2 separate regions of the Homo sapiens genome follow, and region 1 is linked to region 2. A link is an interaction called in ENCODE POLR2A ChIA-PET data of the cell type or tissue named here. Cell type or tissue: Panc1. All regions are shown on one strand. Each heading gives the region's core, and the rest is flanking DNA. Links, peaks and the distances in the headings are about the cores only. Region 1 holds the start of LOC102724363 (a long non-coding RNA gene). Region 2 overlaps PNPLA8 (patatin like domain 8, phospholipase A2).

Evidence for each region. Peaks named below come from ENCODE experiments on the same cell type or tissue, not always from the same donor. Only the 100,000 strongest peaks of a DNase experiment are listed, where the experiment ranks them.
Region 1: POLR2A ChIA-PET joins it to region 2 with 8 read pairs; 2 of 35 experiments call an interaction of 5 or more read pairs at or near these places.

What each region holds. Positions count from the first base shown.
Region 1 is chr7:108,160,350-108,178,255 of GRCh38, forward strand. NRCAM (neuronal cell adhesion molecule) reads right to left here. Exons shown (of 33, transcript NM_001037132.4): 26 at 17,641-17,763; 27 at 16,081-16,257; 28 at 14,973-15,008; 29 at 7,928-8,053; 30 at 6,572-6,724; 31 at 12-143. It overlaps LOC102724363 (a long non-coding RNA gene), which reads left to right and starts at 4,900. Exons shown (of 4, transcript XR_002956579.2): 1 at 4,900-5,001; 2 at 5,500-5,598; 3 at 8,332-8,441; 4 at 16,563-16,692. In Panc1, for the core only: no CTCF peak of the experiment used is centred there; a DNase peak (open chromatin) is centred at 7,287; H3K4me3 peaks cover 224 bases; H3K27me3 peaks cover 320 bases.
Region 2 is chr7:108,509,312-108,513,311 of GRCh38, forward strand. The region is part of intron 4 of PNPLA8 (patatin like domain 8, phospholipase A2); the gene reads right to left. It also overlaps the pseudogene RPL7P32. Among named protein-coding and RNA genes, the nearest start is that of PNPLA8, 15 kb to the right of the region's middle. In Panc1, for the core only: no CTCF peak of the experiment used is centred there; no DNase peak of the experiment used is centred there.

The DNA of each region.
Region 1 (17,906 bases), core at 5,231-9,230, 340 kb before region 2:
TTCTTTCTTACCTGGATATTTACCACCCTTGTTTCTTCTGATGAAGCAAACAATCAGCAAAATTAAGATAAGGAGAGCAACAGCACACATCAGACCAATGAACCAGCCCTGAGTTGCAATATCCACCTGCCGGCTTGCCATCGCTGGAAAACAAATCAATGGTGTTGGTGGCAATAGGTTAAGGGGAGATGGGAACTGCTGCAGTCTCTCAGAGTAAAAAATTGCCACGTTATGTGAGCTTTCATATATTTTACATGTGGCCCCAAATTAGGATCTGTCAATTATTAATCAGGAATTATATGAATAATTAACTTTGAAAAATCTTCATTCATTAAAAAATTCAAGTAGAGAAATCTGAATAATCATCACATTAAATGCTAAAAACCCCTGGTGAACACTGTGTTCACAGTTATTTTCACTATATATTCTCAATAAAAACAAATTCCCAAACCAATTAAAGTATTCACTGTTAACAGGATACATTTTACATTAAGTATAATGAGAAAAATACAAAACTGAGTTTTAAACAGAACAGAATGTATACATCTAATTGAGTATTTTCTCTTCAAAGGAACTGCTTTTAGAGGCTAAACTGTCCTTGCAAGGCTGTTGCCATTTTCAGTATTTTTTAGAAATCTGTTAAAAAAGAAAACGGTCCACACAAGAAACCTTTCCAGATCAGGAAAACAGCCATATTGTTTTATATAACATCTCAATTTGCACCCAAAATATTACTTAGATTTGTTATTCATCTCATTCACAAGAGTTGGTTCTGAGTGGAAATTTCTGAAAAACCAAATCCACCCTCAAAGAATCAATATTCGTTATTGCTAAGGATCCATTCAAAAGACCGGAATATCTCTCAGTCAGTGAACTCATTATTTGCCTACATGACCAGTTTGAAAAGAAAGTACTCACTTAGGTGTATACATATCCTTTCAGTTTGCATCTATTCTGTTTAATAAATGTGAAACCCCTTATTCCATCAGTCATAATATGCAAAATTTCTAAGAAAACCACAGAATAATGAGCATTTCGGGTATTATTTTAAAGTATCAATCTTATGGGAAAAAGTGCAGCATCAATGGCTATTCAGACATGCCCATGCAGATTTGCTTAATTAACTAGTATAAATTCTTTTTTAAAAGACCTTTATTTTCTCTCTTTTGACCATAATCAAGATAAAACATTTTCTTCTTTTGACTCTATAAGCATGCTTATATCATGCTTTTAATTTGACTGAATTTCTTCCGAATATATTTTACACAGTTGAGTTAGGTGTGTGTGATCTCTGGATGCAGAAATAAACATGACTACGCATATCCCAGGTTCAGCTAATGTTGCAAAAATAGCATCTCATTGCCTCTTTTTCTCCATACAAAGTTTAGGGAGAAAAAGGAAATGCTAAAAATCAAGTGTGAAGAGGAAGGTTAAAAAAAATATGGACATATGTAGAAGAAATAAAATGAGAAGCAAAAATACCTTATTTGAAATACAAGTCAAAGGCTGGTAGCCTTTTCCCAATAGGCCCTCGTGCCTTATTAGAGAAGTTTTGAGCTGTATCATAGCCACACACAAGTAAAGCATCAGTTTAGGCAGTTTCCCCTTTCCATACACATACCATAGTCATGATGATGAAGATGAGGACAATGGTAATAGCACTGATGGCTAACAGTTTTGGACCCTTACCATAGGCTAGGCACTGTGCTGAAGGCACATCTCATTTAATCTTTACAACAATTCTCTGAGGTAGGCATCAGAAATAAATCCATGCCCAGAGAAGGTTAAGAACTTGCCCAAGAGTTGGAGCAACCTGTGTCTGACTCCAGAAAATATGCTACTAGCCATTATATTATACTGCTGTAATGCATTCCTAAAAACAATCCAGATACCAAATCTGCAAAAATCTTAAGTTAAAGAATAAAATGCTATAGGCACTTCCTATTCTGAGACAGGCAAAAAGGTATTAAAAGTCCATCATTACATCCTCTTTGGCAACATATTTCTTTCAATTAATGCCTGGTCTGTGCTTTTTCTTCAAAACTGAACCAAAAACCAAATGGCATTAAGTCTCTTAAGCATTTGACTATAGTTCTTGTTTTCAGTGTGCTGATTTACAGCCTTGTCATAAATACATTCAGCATTTACATTTTTCATCTAATTAAATGCAACTAAAAAGGGAAAAACAAGATACTCAGGTACTAGCAGAGATATTGTTCTACAAGGATGGTGACTGCCAAAATCGAACTACTGACTGGCAGTTTGCTGCTATGCAACCATGGAAAAACTGGATGGATGTTTGATGGGTGGTACACAAACATCCACATTCACTGACTTTGAATTTCTGCCTCTGTGTCTAAAGAAAAAAGTATCGAATATTTCACTGCCCTATTATTTAAAATAGGCAGACACAATATGGTAATAGGTGCATGTGTGCACACACACAGTCACATTCACACACACACAAGTACACCAGAAATTGATATAAAACAGAAACTGTGTAAATGGAATAAAAATTTCTATTGACTTTCCATCCATAAAAGAAAAGATTTAAATTCCAGAATGATTAAAATAGGCATGAAGCCTTTTCAGGACAATCTAAAATCACCTGGGACATACAAATCCAAGCCATAACCATGATCATGCATCACACACACATACACACACATGCGCATACACACACATATACCCCACAGAGAGAGAATTAAACCTATGGGAGTTTTCCTTCTAGAATCAGTTTCAGTGGGTGGATATCACCCATTGAAGGGCTGGGTAGCGGAGTAAAAGAGAATCTTCATTACTTGATTTTTTTTAACAATAAAATTATATTCATGTATTATTTGAGTAATCCACAAAATGATAAATTAAACACATATAAAGAACATGAAAACAGAAAATATGGCAGGAGAATGAGATTTGCTTTGTTTTCTGGAAGTCAGCTTTACAACAGTCTTCTGCTCTGGCGTTGCTTGCTGTCATGGATATCTGTGCTCTGTGGTAGGAGGTCTCTGAGGAAAATGCTCTTGAGTCCTCAGAACCATAGAATCAACACAGAAGAGAGACAGGGTGAGGGAAATGGTTATTTGTTCTCTACTATTTATGAAGAATGCACTATGGATGAAAATGTCCTGTTCAAATGCTTAGACATCAAACGCTTAGATGTGTTTAGGAAGAGCAAAATGTGACCTTAACCAAAGTTTGGAGACAACTGACAAAAAAGCTGTTGGGCCTCGTGAAAACAAATCTGTTTTAAATCCTTTGTGATGATAAGAAAGACTGGGTAATTGAGGGACAGAGGTAAAAGAGGAAGGGGAGGTGGATGGCATTAATGAGAGGTCACGTCTGGTCATACCAGATGGGGTGGCACTAAAGAGAGGTCAAACGGGGGCAGGGAGTGGCGCTAATGAGCAGTCATACCAGGTGGGGTGGCGGTAATGAGAGGTCATACCGGGTGGGGTGGCGGTAATGAGAGGTCATACCGGGTGGGGTGGCGGTAATGAGAGGTCATACTGGGTGGGGTGGCGGTAATGAGAGGTCATACCGGGTGGGGTGGGGTAGTGAGAGGTCATACCGGGTGGGGTGGCGGTAATGAGAGGTCATACCGGGTGGGGTGGGGTAGTGAGAGGTCATACCGGGTGGGGTGGCGGTAATGAGAGGTCATACCAGGTGGGGTGGGGTAGTGAGAGGTCATACCGGGTGGGGTGGCGGTAATGAGAGGTCATACCAGGTGGGGTGGGGTAGTGAGAGGTCATACCGGGTGGGGTGGGGTAATGAGAGGTCATACCGGGTGGGGTGGCGGTAATGAGAGGTCATACCGGGTGGGGTGGGGTAATGAGAGGTCATACCAGGTGGGGTGGGGTAGTGAGAGGTCATACCAGGTGGGGTGGGGTAATGAGAGGTCATACCAGTAGTACGGGGAAGAAGCGCAGCATCAGGACACCGCCTATCTCGTCTGTTTTTCAGTTTGTGCCATAGGAAAAAAATTAAGAAATATACCTTAGAAATCCAGGGTATAAAAGGGAGAGATGGTGTAATGGTAGGAAGATTGATGAAATAACTATAGATAAAGTTGAGTCCAGTGTCCTAAAATTAGCAGAAATCAGAGAAAGAGAGAGAAGTAGATCATGAATGCAGAGTTTAAAAATTAGCCAATGATAGGCTTTCATGCCAAATATTGACATCCTTACACCGCGGAACCGAGAGGAGAGGAGAGGAGAGGAGAGGAGGAGCAGGAGCAGGAGCAGGGGCAGTGGAAGACGGTGCTTTCACACTGGAGTTAACCCAGCAGCCCCAAAGGATGAAGCATTGTGAACTGGGAAAAGGGAGGCAGCGTAATGGTAAACTGAGGCATTCTAGAATGCTGGCAGCATTTGCTCTTACAGGCGATGTGTTAACTAAGGTCACTAGAGGTGAATCAATATTTGTTCTTTTTAATACATTTATATGTAAAAAGTGACAAGAACTGGTTGTGACCTTGTCCTGTCTCTCCATCACTGGCACACAAGAAGGCCCACCTATCACGATTCCTCACCTCAAACTATCTGGCAGTTGCTGCTGGAACTGTAGGCATTACACTGCTGAGTGAAAAATAATTTTCTAAAGGAGTTGTCTTTTGTCCTATAGAAGGACAACAAATGCTACAACTTGATTTTGAGGGTGAATCTAACTTTGGATAAAGTCACTTTTTCCTTTCCTAAACATTTCTAACAATTTTAACAACAGGTCATTTTTATACATAGTAGATTCTTCATAAATAATCCAGAACCAGTAACCACATGCAGCCTGCAGGGGTCCAGAATCACTGATTGGATATACCAAGTGTTGACCGAAGCTGCCCTTTCTGAGACAGCCTGTCCTCCTTGGCCTGTGGACCTTTGTGACCCTGCAGTGGGGGTATAGTGAGGCCTTTCTTCTGGAGACGGAACGACAAGCTTCTAATCCCAGCTCTGTCACGTTCCTACTGGGCGACCTGGCAGGTACTCGACCTCTCTGACTTGAGGGGTAAGTGGAGTAATAATGGTGCCTACATCATAGGATTGTTGTAAGGACTGAATGAGAAAACCACTTCCTGCTGTATAGGAGAGCTGACTAAATGCTAGTCCCATTACTATTATTAGCATTCCAGCTATATATGAAGATAATATCTACTTGACTTTTAGTATTTTGAAAATAAAAGTTATCAATAACAAACAAAAACCTTGTAAACTAGCTATGAATTGATTAGATATTCCCCTTTTAAGCTTAACACACTGGTTTCCCAGGACTATATACATAAATGGATATGAAATACAAAGAACAGAATAAAATGTGTGGTTTTCTTAAAACATTATGATTTTAGCAAATGAATATCTTTAAAATATAGTTTAATACATTATTGTTGTTTCTTTTTAAAAACCACTTATGATTTATATTTTTCTAAATTGTAAAAACTGACTTTAAAAATCATAATGCTTTGTTAATGAAAGTCACAAAAAATACATTGTGTAATGTATTCTACAGGATATGCACATTTCTTTAAGAATGCATGGAGTGAATGAAAATAACATGGGGGTATGAACCACAGAGTGAACATGTACCACAAACAACTCTTGTTGAAATGTAAGTAAGCAGGGATTGTTCTCCATCTAGCGAGCAAATACGAATGCTCTCATGTTTCACATGAACATTTTTCTTTATTTTAGAAACTTCACTTTTTACTTGCATATTTTGTTAATATTCACATAAGTAAATATATACAGGCAGTAAAATTTGGTGTGATAAAAAATGTAGCATATGAATTGTACAAGTTCTTGTTCCATACAAATGTAATAATATCTGTATCAGTTGTCTAAGCTGACTGCAGGGTTCTGCTGGGTTGTAGGCCATTTTGAAATAAAGAATTGTGACTTTCTTTCTTTTCTTTTTTTTTTTTTTTTTGAGACGGAGTCTTACTCTGTCACCCAGGCTAGAGAGCAATGGCGCAATCTTGGCTCACCGCAACCTCTGCCTCCCGGGTTCAAGTGATTCTCCTGCCTCAGCCTCCTGAGTAGCTGGGATTACAGGCGCCCACCACCATGCCCAGCTAATTATTGTATTTTTAGTAGAGACGGGGTTTCATCATGTTGGCCAGGCTGGTCTCGAACTCCTGACCTCAGGTGATCCGCCTGCCTCGGCCTCCCTAAGTGCTAGGATTACAGGCGTGAGCTACCGCGCCCGGCCAGAATTGTGACTTTCTTATAAGTTCTTTCATCTTCAAAAGCACTTAAAAAATTTCAGTTTAACACTGAGGGAAAGTTTATACATGTGATATGAACAATTGAATTCTTTAAATAATATAAGTTAAAATCATATTTAAGTCTATTTTTCTGATGGTTTTTGGTAATAATGTGGCTAGATGATTTGCTAAATTCCGTAATTCATTTGATATAAAGAACCAAAGACAAAAACCAAAACTCCCAACCCAACAGGGCCCCATAGAAAGACATTCATGCCCTACCCATAACACAGCTCCACCAGCCCCCATCTCCAGCTGGAGCACCTGGCGGCCTCCACCTCTGAGCGGGAGCCAGAACAGGTGTGGTGTGAGCCTCACCTGGGCCTGTCTCAAACACATCCTCTGAACTCACAAAACCAGAGTCCCCCACAGCACCAACTCGAACTTTGTATGCTGTTCCTGGCATTAGACCCTTTAACCCAAAGAAGCTCCGAGAACCATTTACAATTTCTTTTCTCCATTCTTCTTTGCCTATGGAAATTTTGCAAAAACAACACATTTGAATATTTTAAGGGACCAGAAGTCACTTAATGCTTCAAGAAAGGAAAATTCTTTATAAGCTAAAGACAAGATGTAGGATGCTTAGGTTTACCATTTTAGATTATTATAAATGTAGTCATGTCAAACAAATCAATTAAAATGACCTACAGGAAAATATCCTCAAAGAAAAATAGACTGGGTATCTAGCTTGCTTATTAATTGTATATATTCCCATTGTATTAATTCTCCTCTTTAATACAAAGGAAGGTTCTTTATCTGCACCTTGCCTTATGAAACTGTTGAGTTTCTCTAAAGATGTTTCTCAAAAGAACTGATACACATTAATTAGCTTAAGTGAACTATGGGAAGAATTGTTTTTTTATGATTCACAAGATGAATCTTTTAGTAAACTTAAATGCCTTCCAACGTATCCAATTAATCGATTCAACCTTTCCCAAGTACCGGTTTTTCTAAAGGGATCGTCATTTCTAAAAACATTTACTTGCATGATAAAGGCTTAAACAGAAAGTTGGACTCTGTTCAACATTTTGTCACAAACATTTATTGGCCACCTCATTTGTTCTATGTAAGCACACTGCACTTAGGAGGGGGGTACTGGCTTTTCATAAACTGCTGAAAGTGAAAGCTGCCCCATCTCCCAGTAGATGTGGCCAGGATCTACGAAGAGTGCCTGACTTGAGAATACATCAAACGTTAAAACATAATGAATGCTCTCCCAAAGTATTAATTTTCTGCGGTTTCTTATAAAATTCTGTTGGGCTAGTCAGGGCAAAATGAATACTTTCAAGTCAGTTTGATTTCTGTTACTTCAAGATCCAATTTGAAAAAAAAACCTTTTCTTCTTTTCTATTGTACTTGCAAATATAATTATTCCTTCTTACTCTTGTTTATGTGTTGTGGGCACAGAACTAGTTTCAAGTACTATGATATGAAAATAACATACGTAATGGAACATATGCCCTCTGTTATTAATAACATAAAAAAGCAATTCCTAGTCGTGCATATAATATGTGGTAGGCTGATGGTTCACTATAATTTTTTTAGATAACTCATTCATTTAATTGGATCAAGTTATTTTTCAAGATGATCCATAGTAAATTCTTAAGAATGTTTTTAATCTTTTAAAAAATGCATCCCCCAAATTAAAAATCGGGTAATGAAATTGTTTCTTACTGCCTGCTACACCATATTCAACATAAAAGTTCACATGCTCTGGTCCCTCATATTCCCAACTGATATTGGCATAGGTCTCAGCAGCTGCAGCAGTAAGATTGCTGATCCTGGGATTTACTGCTTGAACTAAACATACAATAGAAAAATAAAACAAACAATCATATTGCAACACCATACACACGAATATAAAATAAGTTTAAATACTCTGAAATTGTGCAAATAGAATTAAATAGAATTTACTGCTAAAATTTAGGGTTCACTCATGCTTTGCTTTCATTACAGAAAGGTTTTTGTTTCTTAAATTCAGCACTAGGAAATTAATAATCAGAAATAATGACGCATAATATTAAAATTTGTGAGTTCTATTATATGGGTTCTGAACAATGTTAACTGTTGTCCATTAGATACAGTCCCGGGAAATGTCACCGTCTTCATTTACTAAAGTGTGATGGAGAGGGGGATTGCTGAACAATCCCAGGGACAGACGTCATCATGGAATGTCAGAGACGCCAAGGTAAAACCCAATACTATGTGGCTACTTTTCAAACCTATTTGTCATCTCAATGCAGGTCTTTAAAAAATCTGTGTTGGTGTGACAGAGAATGCCCCTTTGAACAGCGTTTTTGATCTGTTTTAAAAAACAGACTTCTTTGAGTATCACTGGGAAACTCAGGGACCCCAGGTAAGAAATCCCTGCTTTAGAGAATGATGGATGGTAAGGGTATGTTGGAAGAGAAGCTGCAAAAGGAATTTCCAGATGTGTTCTATCAGAAGTTAAGAAAGAATAAATAAAAGGAGTAAAAACTATTTCATGTAACATTTCCTAGAGAGCAAGACAATCTTACCTGTTAACTGTTTGTTACAAAGCATTTTCTGAAAAATCATAGTGCAACCTAAATAGCTTCTTAAAAATCCAAATTATGGAGACCAGATGATGCTACATGCTTGCTACTGGGTAAAGACAACATCTAAAGTCATTAAAAAATGTTATTTGAATACCTGAGGCAGGCAATTCTATCAGTCCTACCTCAATAGCTTAAACTAAAAATGAAACATTTACAGATGTGTTAATTTGGGTAGTTAAAAAAGAAGATCAATTTATTATCTCACATAAAATTTACTAGGATAGTCAATCAGACAGCATCAATAGGTTTACCAAGACACTAAAATTATATTCTAAGATATGTTTATAAAATGTAGACGCTCAAGACCTTTGTTCAAATAAATGTAATAAAATTACATTTCTTAGAATTAAGAAAAGAAAGATATTAAAGCAGTTAAATAATGCTTTTGACTTCTGAAATATAATTCAACAACACATGCAAATTTTGTATCTCTTTGTGCTAAGCATGGGGAAACAGCAGAGGGCAAAACTGATTACTGAATTATGCAGAGTCCTTCTGTGGACCTAATTAATTTTAGTTTTCCGAGATTTTCTTCTTATAGGTAAAATAATAGGAATATGATCAATCAATGACAGTAAATATGCACACATGTGTAAAACATCAATGGCAACCCAGGAAAAACATTAATTTTCTTAAAAAATTTTGGAATATTGAAACAGGAATTTAATCTTGGAGTAATATGGAAGATGTTCAAGGCAGAAACATAATACTTCTAACACAAGAGCATTTACTAACAGAAGAGCAAAATACTTCTAACGGAAAAGCATTTAGTTTCTTCTTATATTTTACATTGGTTTCTATGGGTGCTCCCTTCTCAGAGTTTCTTCTCTAAACTGTTCATTATTATTATTTTGTTTCTAGTTTTATTGAAATGAAATCATTATCTCTACGAGTATCGACTCTCCTAAATTCATTGCAGCATTATTCACAATAGTCAAGACATGAAAACAACCTAAATATCCATTGACAGATGAATGGATAAAGAAATTACCATATATATATATATTTACACAATGGAATATTATTCCGACTTTAAAAAAAAAGGAAATCCTGCCATTTGCAACAACATGGATGAACCTGGAGGATACTATGCTAAGTAAAATAATCCAGACACAGAAAGGCAAATATTGCGTGATCTCACTTAAATGTGTGTGAAAGGAAAATAAATCTTTGGGCCCCAGAATCACTAAGCTAAAGGGAAAAGTCAATCTGGGAACTGCTTAGGACAAACCTGCCTCCCATTCTTTTCAAAGTCATCCCTCTGCTCACTGAGATAAATGCGTATCTGATTGCCTCCTTCGGAGAGTCTCATCAGAAACTCAAAAAGAATGCAACCGTTTGTCTCTCACCTACCTATGACCTAGAAACTCCCTGCTTCGAGTTGTCCCTCCTTTCCAGACCAAACCAATGTTCATCTCACATGTGTTGATTGATGTGTCATAACTCCCTAAAGTGTATAAAACCAAACTGTGCTCTGGCCACCTTGGGCACATGTCTTCAGGGTCTCCTGAGCTATGGGTATGTCACGGGCATATGTTCTCAACCTGGGCAAATAAACTTTCTAAATTAACTGAAACCTGTCTCAGATTTTCGGGGTTCACATGTGGAATCTAAAAAAGTTGTACTTAGAGAACGAGTGTAGAATAGTGGTTGCCAGGGGCTAGAGGTGGGGTGGGGGTTGGGGAAATGGGAGATGTTGGTCAAAGGGTACAAACTTTCAGTTATAAGATGAACAAGTTCTAGAGATCTAATGTACAGCATTATATTACTAATTATAGTTAATAATAAAGTATTATACACTGGAAATTTGCATTTAGCTTATTCTTAAAGATACCCAGAAAAGATACCACAATTTCCTAAGGCATGCTGTTTAGCCACTTTTACCATAGGGAATTCGAACTCTCCTTCCTTTTAATCCCCACTCATCCACCTTCTCACTCACAGAGCACCTATTTTGTACCATACAAGGGAGCTGTAGTGTCCCCTTTCTCTGGGCTTTCCCAACGGACTGCTTCCGGTGTGCCTCGCCCAACTGTAAGTCTTCCTCTGTAGATACCGCCAGTGTAGTTACCTACATTTTAGCTGCTGAAACTACAACTCTTATCTAGCCACTTCTCTGTTTAAAACTCTGCCTACAGGTAAATACAAATTCCTTAGCAAAGCATTCATGGCCCTTCAGAGCTGTTACCATCTGGCCCCGCCCACTGCTCCAGTCCCATCTCAGGGTCTTCTCTTTTCCACACACTCTCTACAAGTCAGCCTAAGTGGACCGCTTGGTATAACCCAGACATCCGGTATGTTTTCAAACGCCATGTGCTTATGACCCCTACCAAGACTTTACACACTGCAACTCCCTGACTCATCTGACAAAAATAAAACAAAAACTGGGCTTCAAGGCCCAGTTCAATATTATTTTCTTTGTGAAGCTTTTCCTGATCCTGCTTGGCAAAAAAAATGGTTCACACCTCTATATTCAGATAACATTTTGCTCCAATTTCTAGTTTAGCGTCAATTTATTACTCTTTCTATACGTTGGTCTTACCTGCCAGATTTCAAGCATGTCAAGGCCAGGGTTTGTCTTACTGTCTTTATACACAGCTTCTTAAACAAACACGGGTGCATTTTATGTGCCAGAGAGACATTCACTGTTGAACTGATTGAAACTTCTATGCTTCTAGATGTCTTGTTTTGTTTTCGTATAGGCCAAAAAAGGAATTTTATTTTTTATTTACTGGTTCTTTAGTAAAATAATGTAGTGAGAGTCAGATCACAGAAGGGATTCACCACTAGCTGATCCTCAATGCTCTTCTCTGCTCACTCCTAATTGGTTGACCATAGTAGGCTGCAAGTTAGGTCAAGAATGCAGATTCCTGCTTTGCCAGTTAGTTTATCCCTGTTTCTGTATTCCAACTAATTACCCTATAAAAGTATTTTGATGCTTGGTCCTCAGAGCGCCAGATTACATGCAATGGATATGGCATTGTGGATCATCAGCAATACTGGGAACATAAATCTTTTTGAGCCTGCACATTTTTGGTTCATTTCTATACATGCCTTCACAGTCTACTTCCTAGAATTCCAGACCCTGAAATCATTTATTTATTTATTTATTTATGAAATGGAGTCTCGTTCTGTCGCCCAGGCTGGGGTGCAGTGGTGCAATCTTGGCTCAGTGCAGCCTCCAGCTCACTGCAGCCTCTGCCTCCTGGGTTAAAACAATTCTCCTGCCTCCGCCTCCCGGGCAGCTAGGACTACAGGTGTGTACTACCACGCCTGGCTAATTTTGGTATTTTTAGTAGAGATGGGGTTTCACCATGTTGGCCAGGCTGGTCTCGAATTCCTGACCTCAAGTGATCTGCCTGCCTCAGCTTCCCAAAGTGCTGGGATTACAGGCATGAGCCACCACACCCAGCCTCATTTAAAGAGACATAGAAATTGAAAAAATATGCCAATCAACTATAATTCCTACACAAATATTGAGAGCTTTAATCCAACAAAGAAAAGGACAAAAATAAATGACTCAAAGGTCTCGCGTATGTAATTATCTTGAGGAGAATGGTAAGAAGAAGGGTTAGTATGGCATCATATAGTTAATTGAATTATCCTGGGTTTTCCTTCAGGTTTATAATCCTTTTGTAATTATACATTTGAAAACTTAGGTTTCATTAACATCTCTTAAAATCTGTAAGAAAGTTTAAAAATGTAAACTCAGATGCATTTCTTTTCCCCTCTTTGACCAGAAATGAATTAAAACCACTTTTCATGAAATCATAATTCATAATAAAATCTTATGAGATGTTGATTTTTTTTTTTTTTTTTTTTTGAGATGGAGTTTTGCTCGTTGCCCAGGCTGGAGTGCAATGGTGCAATCTCAGCTCACTGCAACCTCTACCTCCTGAGTTCAAACAGTTTTCCTGCCTCAGCCTCCTGAGTAGCTGGGATTACAGGCGCCCAACAACACGCCCAGCTAATTTTTATATTTTTAGTAGAGATGGGGTTTCATCATGCTGGCCAGGCTGGTCTTGAACTCCTGACCTCACGTGATCTGCCCGCCTCAGCCTCCCAAACTGTTGGGATTACAGGTGTGAGCCACCACGCCCGGCCATATTGATGCTTCTATAGCTAAGGATATCACATGTTTCCTCTTTATTCATCTCTTATTTATTCCCTATTGTCCTGATTTAAATAAAAATGTAAAAGATACATTTAAAAAATTAAAATTTGGGAGGATAGTGGAGAACTTCAATTTTTCTCCTGTCACAGAGCAGTTAAATTCCATATGGAGAAGGGAAATAGTGAAGAGGATAGAATTCATTTTCAGATTGAAAAAAAGAAGTATTTTTAAGGAAGGAAAACCCAGGATCACAAATTATGCTTGAGCAGTTTAAAGTCTTACTGGCAAAATATCCTCTTATGTAAGCCATACTTAACTACTGCTATACTATTAAAATAAACCATATTAAAATTAAGGTCAGAGTTAGCTTTTTTCCCCCTTATTTAAACGCTATTCTTTTCTTATCTAAGATCCATCAGATTTTAATACTGGGGGCTTAATGAACTTTCAGACACTCCATTTTTGCTTGTCTCTCTAATCATAAGTAGCTCACAATTCAAATTAGTAACATCAAATGGTAAAACCAAAACTCTTTAAATATAGAATTTAGTTTTAATTTATTAAAAACAGAGGGGTGATGTTTTTCCAGTGGAGTGCATATCTACTTCTAACGTGACAAGTCCACTGAGAATTCAGACTTGCTTCACAGACAGTCCTGCTGAAGCACAATTTCTCTGCTATCAGCTCTAGGCACAGCCACAGTGACATGTCCACTGCATAGGAAACAAGGCCAGGCTTTTAGTGAAATGCTCCAATTGAAGTTATAAAGCAATATATTATTGTAAAACTACTAATGATTTTAATTGATATCTAATTATCATAGGAAGGAAGTATACAAATAAATAGAAGTAAGTTTACATCGCTCTGTGATATAGAAATTTTGAATTTTTACAACTTCGTCAAGTCTAAAAACACAAATATAATACTCTTAAGATTACTGAAAATGGCTACAGTCCTTATTCAATAACTCCAAAATCTATCTGATCGATATTTTGTAATTTACCAAAGCTCTGAATATAAGCAAATTTCTAAGCAAATAGAATAAATCTATCAAGTCTAAGCTCACAGGAGTTGAATAACATAGGGCAAAGCACATTTTTCTCTTGGTCTTCCTTTTCTTCATTCCTGTTTATACTCACCTGATGTGCGAAAGCCCCTGACCATGGGCATGCCACGTGAAAACAGTGCCCAGTGGCAGGTACTCCACTGCTCTCTAAAAAGCTGACTGGTCAACCAGCAGCCAGGGGTCAAAGACTGGGGCATCTTTGGCATTGCCACTAATGGAAGACATATTACAACTTATTCAAGCACCATTCTCCCAACAAATCTTTCTGACCCAGAGAGCTGTCAGAAATAAAGGAGAACAAAATCCATTGTGGATTGTTGGCTATTACTCAGGAGGAAGAGACTTAGGCAGTTGGGTGAAGACAGGATGGGTGGGATAACACATTTGAGAAGAGCATATGGGTCACCTGGAAGACTCACTTGCAGGGGACCCTAAGCTCGGGGAGACTTAGTCCCAAACCAGTTGGAGGGCATTGCTACGCTGTAATTCCAAATGGACGGTTTTGTGCAATGGCAGCCGAGTGTACACTGTGTCTACAAGGAGAGCAGCTAAATCAGAATAGAACAGGAAGCTTGGTTGATCTGATTTCTACCAGGCTGTTTTCATCACAGGGCTAATATTTCTGAACCCCAAATAATGTGGCATGGCCATATAGAGGATCTGTGACAAATACACAGTTTTGGTCCTGTCTGATCCAGCCAAAATCATAGTATTAGAAGCTAAGATTAGGATTTGTACCAGGGATAAGTCTCAAGAAAAAATGTTTTGAGAATTCAATATGTGGCTTTCTACTTGTAAAGAAAGGACTAGAAATTAATTTTAAAGCCAAGATTGGATGAGATCTTCTCTTCTTTTGGTGGTTCAAAGCATATTTTCTCTGTTTTACCCATGCTGCACTTCCCCATGTTTCACATTGCAAATTTCACACATGTATAAAGTCATGCAGATGAATTATTTTACCTTTGCCTGCACCTACATCAGGTGGAAGAATACCAGCTTTAATGAAGGGAAACAGAAATAGGACACTATATAGTTAGATGTAACACACCCATGAGCATGTATAGCGATACAAAAACACTTATTAAAATGCTAAAGCATGCAAGAAGAATGAAGTGTACCACATCAGGTATAGGGGACAAAGATATGTTGGTGTCCCCAAACTTATCTAGTATTCAAATCCAGTACCAACATTTTATCAGGATACCCAGTTTGAATACCCAGTATTCAAACACATTACTTAAGGTGCATTATTCATACTTGTTGATTATGTATGAAGGCTTAGGATATTTCAAACCAATTTTTGGATAGAAATTGTCAATTTTTTATGCTATCAAAGATAGTCAAATGAATAATCCTTAAGCAACTCTACAATTTAGAGACATGCAAAACTAGAAAACCTTTTATAATATTTTTGATAATTTTCATTGAATCTCAAGATTTCAGAATAACTTTTTAAAGTATGAAAAGAAGTGTTAATTCCTTTTCTAAATACTATAATGGGCTATTTTGCTTTCTTTGTACATACCAAAATGCAAAATCTTTTGCTCAAACACAAAATAAATGCACTCTTTAATAACTGTTTCGATTTCCTTGCTAGAAAATGTAAATTGATATGTGAACTAGAAAATTTTTTCCAGTAAATCAGGACCAGAACTCGAATTACATATATTTGTGTGTATATAGATGTGTATGTCTGTGTATGCATATGTGTGTATTATGTGTATGTGTACATATGTATGTTTGTGCATGAATATATATAATATATAAAGTTGTAAACAGGAAACAACATTCCCCTGAACTTCAAATTCAAGTGTGGCAAATATTATGCTTACTCACTCCCACACTAAGATTTTAATGTAAGTTTAAGAAAGTTTCACATGGAGTTGAAAAATATCAGTCCAATATGAACTAAATAGCTGATTATATATCAGAATGAGAAATTACAAATAAGTGTTTGCGTTAATCAGGTAAGACAGACGTTCCATAGCAAGAAGGAAAAAGCATAAACTTAAAGATTTTTATTTCATGATGCTTATAATTATATGGATTTTATACATACCCATCTTACCTTCATCCACAGTTGTTACTGCTTCCTCTGTAATTTGACTTCCTGATCCTGCTGATGTTTGTGCATAGAAATAAAACTTATATCGAGTGCTGAAATTTAAATTTTTTAAAGTCCACCGTGTCTTGTTGGCAGGAATTTTCAAATCTACCAGAGGGCCTAATTCATGTGTGCTGTTAACTGTCAATAAGAAATAATGAACAAGTGCATTCTCCATTAACTGCTATAGGAATACTATTATAAATAAATACGTCAACTAAAAATGTTCAACCTGGCTTACATTGACTTTTATAATCCCACTCACTCTTTCCCCAGCATAACTAAGTGATAACCTTTTAACAGCTCCTATGCTATGTTCTATCATATCGTATCATATCATATCATATCATATATCACAAGGGGGTAGTATGTTCTCTATTGGCTAATAAACTAGAAGAATGTTGTGGTTGAATCACAATAGAATTTTTTCCCCTGTGTTCTTGCAGGTGGAGTTGTATTGTTAAATAACCCCAAACATTTTTCTTCAGAGGACTTTTGCCAAAGGAACCATTTTCTATTTGTAGAAAATGCATATGTGATTTAATGACAGGACTCACCTAAACCCCACTCCTAAAGGTCTGTATTATTCTACAGATTACTTAATTTTTAATAACATAGACATCATTTTTCTTTAAAAAGTAAGATTTGAAGTTCTTTCTGAAACAACACTTGAAGTTATATGTATATATTCTACAGATATAAAGAAAAACTAGCTTGTATTTTTTGATAACAGTTAAGTTAAACACCACATGTTCTCACTCATAGGTGAAAGCTAAAAAAAGTTCATGTCACAGAAGTAAAAAGTAGAACACAGCATCCCAGAAATAAAGGAAGGACAGAGGGAAGGCGAGATAGGGAGATATCAGTTAAAGGGAAGGCTGGGCGCAGTGGCTCACGCCTGTAATCCCAGCACTTTGGGAGGCTGAGGTGGGCAGATCACGAGGTCAGGAGATCAAGACCATCCTGGCTAACATGGTGAAACCCCGTCTCTACTAAAAATACAAAAAATTTGCCGGGCATGGTGGTGGGCGTCTGTAGTCCCAGCTACTCGGGAGGCTGACGGAGGAGAATGGTGTGAACTCGGGAGATGGAGCTTGCAGTGAGCCAAGATCTCACCACTGCACTCCAGCCTGGGTGACAGAGCGAGACTCCATCTCAAATATATATATATATATATATATATATATATATATATGTATATACGTGTATATATATACGTGTATATATATATACACGTATATATATATATACGTGTGTATATATATATATGATACAAAATGATAGCTAGATACAAAGACTAAGTTCTGGTGTTCCTTACACAGCTAGAGGGAGGATATTAAATGTTTCCAACACAAATAAATGATAAATATTTGAGAAGATGAATATGCGAATTCCCCTGATCTGATCACTATATGTATCGAAACATCACTACGTACCCCATGAGGAGGTATAATTATTTGTCAATTAAAATAATAAATAAAATAAAAAAACATATTTCCCCTTCTCTTCCTCCCAACAGCTTACTTGGCTGATACTTTAAGGTGTACTCTGTCAAAATGCCATTCGGGTGGCTCGGTGGATCCCATTCCAAAGTGAGAGAGTCCAGTGTTGGATTCACAATCTTCAAAGACGAGGGAGCACTGGGGACTTACAGTGAGAACTTACAGTCAACACAAAGATTTCTGAATGTTTCAACATGTATTAAATTGACATTTCACCGTGCTCGCACGATTCAAGGTTTTGAGTTTCAGTAACTCATTCCTGATTCAGCTGAAAATACATTAGTACAA
Region 2 (4,000 bases), core at 1-4,000:
ACTCAAACAAATTTACAAGAAAAAAACAAACAACCCCATCAAAAAGTGGGCAAAGGACATGAACAGACACTTCTCAAAAGAAGACATTTATGCAGCCAAAAAATACATGAAAAAATGCTCATCATCACTGGCCATCAGAGAAATGCAAATCAAAACCACAATGAGATACCATCTCACACCAGTTAGAATGGCGATCATTAAAAAGTCAGGAAACAACAGGTGCTGGAGAGGATGTGGAGAAATAGGAACACTTTTACACTGTTGGTGGGACTGTAAACTAGTTCAACCATTGTGGAAGTCAGTGTGGCGATTCCTCAGGGATCTAGAACTAGAAATACCATTTGACCCAGCCATTCCATTACTGGGTATATACCCATATGACTATAAATCATGCTGCTATAAAGACACATGCACACGTATGTTTATTGCGGCATTATTCACAATAGCAAAGACTTGGAACCAACCCAAATGTCCAACAATGATAGACTGGATTAAGAAAATGTGGCACATATCCACCATGGAATACTATGCAGCCATAAAAAATGATGAGTTCATGTCCTTTGTAGGGACATGGATGAAATTGGAAATCATCATTCTCAGTAAACTATCGCAAGAACAAAAAACCAAACACCGCATATTCTCACTCATAGATGGGAATTGAACAATGAGAACACACGGACACAGGAAGGGGAATATCACACTCTGGGGACTGTGGTGGGGTGGGGGGAGGGGGGAGGGATAGCATTGGGAGATATACCTAATGCTAGATGATGAGTTAGTGGGTGCAGCGCACCAGCATGGCACATGTATACATATGTAACTAACCTGCACAATGTGCACATGTACCCTAAAACTTAAAGTATAATAAAAAAAAAAAAAAAGAAAGAAAACCGGTAACTAGCTCTTTTTCCGGCTGGAACCATGGTGGGTGTAGAAGAGAAGAAGAAGGTTCCTGCTGTGCCAGAAACCCTTAAGAAAAAGCGAAGGAATTTCTCAGAGCTGAAGATGAAGCGCCTGAGAAAGAAGTTTGCCCAAAAGATGCTTCGAAAGGCAAGGAGGAAGCTTATCTATGAAAAAGCAAAGCACTATCACAGGGAATATAGGCAGATGTACAGAACTGAAATTCGAATGGCGAGGATGGCAAGAAAAGCTGGCAACTACTTTGTACCTGCAGAACCCAAACTGGCATTTGTCATCAGAATCAGAGGTATCAGTGGCGTGAGCCCAAAGGTCCGAAAGGTGTTGCAGCTTCTTCGCCTTCGTCAAATCTACAATGGAACCTTTGTGAAGCTCAACAAGGCTTCGACTAACATGCTGAGGATTGTAGAGCCATATATTGCATGGGGGTACCCCAATCTGAAGTCAGTAAATGAACTAATCTACAAGAGTGGTTATGGCAAAATCAATAAGAAGCGAATTGCTTTGACAGATAACGCTTTGATTGCTCGATCTCTTGGTAAATATGGCATCATCTGCATGGAGGATCTGATTCATGAGATCTATACTGTTGGAAAACGCTTCAAAGAGGCAAATAACTTCCTGTGGCCCTTCAAATTGTCTTCTCCACGAGGTGGAATGAAGAAAAAGACCACCCATTTTGTAGAAGGTGGAGATGCTGGCAACAGGGAGGACCAGATCAACAGGCTTATTAGAAGAATGAACTAAGGTGTCTACCATGACTATTTCTCTAAGCTGGTTGGTTAATAAACAGTACCTGCTCTCAAATTGGAAAAAAAAAAAAAAAAAAAGAAAACTGGTAACTAAATACAAATAAATTAAGCATTTCTCTTTCCTTTCCTGTAAAATTTGTAAAATTTGCCTTTGAGAATACCCAAATAGCTTCAGTTGATGAAGGAAGGCTCTTCTTTACAGAAGAATGTCAATTATAATGTAGGAGTAACAGAATTAGACATTGGTCATTCTGCAACTCTAATGAAATTATTAGTTCTGGAAATGATTAGGTTAATGGTTGATGAGATAATGCTTCTAGCACAATTGTCCAATGAGAAGCAGATTGTCATCACTTTAACACGGTGGTCATCCTTAGCATTACTAATGGTTGTTCAACTAATTGTCATGTGTGTCTTGATATGATGCATTATGAGGCACATGACATTACCTACAATGTGCTCTAACAACAAAATGTTTAACTCAATCAAGCCATTATATTTAAATTCCAGTGTTCAGGAAATGAAAAGGAAAGAGGAACACTTCAAATAACACTGAGAAGGAAGAAGGCAGGTACATCCAGAAAGCGAGTCTTTCTGCCTGTTAACCAGCCTAATGTCTTCAATTAAATCAGTTTTAAAGGTGCAGGTGAAGAAGGTGTGGCTGAAGGACTGCGTTATATTTTAAGTGACTTGGAGAAATAGTCAGATGCAATGTGTGATCTAGACTGAACCCTCATTTGGATCTAATCAGTTACATAAATAACATTTTCAAACTGGGTACAGGATAAAGGGACATTTACTGATATAGAAAGGTATACATTATATGCTAAAAAACCAGATTATAAAACAACATATACAGAATGAGTTTATTTTGGTATATATGTGCATAGAATGATTTCTGAAGGAATACTGTGCAGACATTACTAATGTTCACCAATACACTGTTTGCTTCCCCTTCCAAGCATACAGAAGGTTGTACTTTTCAGGCCCATGCAATCGGACAGGATAAACAGATTGTGAGTAGAAGAAACCCGTGGCAACTTCTGCTGAAATATTATTTCCTTGCCACAGAAATCAGAGAGGAAGACTCAATTAAAATACAGACAACAGGACAGGATCTAAGTAACCACCACACGGAGGTTCACTGTGCCAAAGAGTCACCCAAACCCACAGTTAACTTTGCATGAGCCAGAAATAAAACTGTTTTGTTAAGTCACTGAGATTTCGGTGTTGTTTGCTATTAGAGCTTAAGGAAGCTTAATCCAATGAACACAAATAAACTCTAATACATTACAGTGGTAATCTGAGGGTAAAATATATTATTTTTATTTTCTTATCTTTTCTTTCTTCTAATTCCCTACAATGCTTTGTGCTGCCTTCTTTCTAAACAGTCAAAGTTCTTCTTTTTAATTAAAAAACATAATGAAAGGAGACCACCTTCATCACAGTGAAAAAATTATCACAGACAATTCCCTAAATGTGGCTGCCATAAATGTAGCATACAAAATAAGTAACTCATTTTTTTTTAGGGCATTACGTATCAGACATAATTCCCTGTATTTAGCTACCTTAAATATGGTAGACACATAAAAAAGTAAAATTGATACAGATGTTTTATAAAAATTCTATCATTTTTAAAAAGCTCAACTCTTGATAATAACAAAAAGTTTAGCTGGAAAAGTTCACACTAGAGTGTACATGCTGACACGTTATATGCAATTTGTCCAGTTCACTGTTTTTCAGATGATTATTTAAGGGAAGGGTGACAACTTTTTTCAGACTACCTAGATTTTTATTCATAATTGATCTGAATATATATTCCTATATTACATTTTTTCATAGTATTGAAAGGTCCTTAGATTTGGGATTAGTTATGCAAGATAAAAGAGTCCTCAGAGTTTCAATTAGCAAGACTATTTAAACTGCAACTGAAAACTACTCAGAAATCCATCAGTAGTACAACTGGCCTTGTAAAAGAGGTTGAAGTGAGCCACCTTGCCCCTTCTGCCATCTAAGTAGGTCATGAGAAGCTGCTGTCTAGGAGGAACGGGACTCTCACCAGACATCAAATTGTTGGTGCCTTGATTTTGGACTGCCCAGCCTCCAGAACTATGAGAAATAAATTTCTGTTGTTTATAAATTACCCAAGCTAAGGTATTTTATTATGACAGCCCAAATGGACTAAGCCAGTATGTAATTCTATTTAAGATCTTTGCTTTCAGTATATCACTGAAATGTGAAATATACTTAAAAGCATATGTATATTTGAGAATCTTATCTTTTATGTAAGATTATATAAATATAAAATATAATCCCAAATTATAGGACCA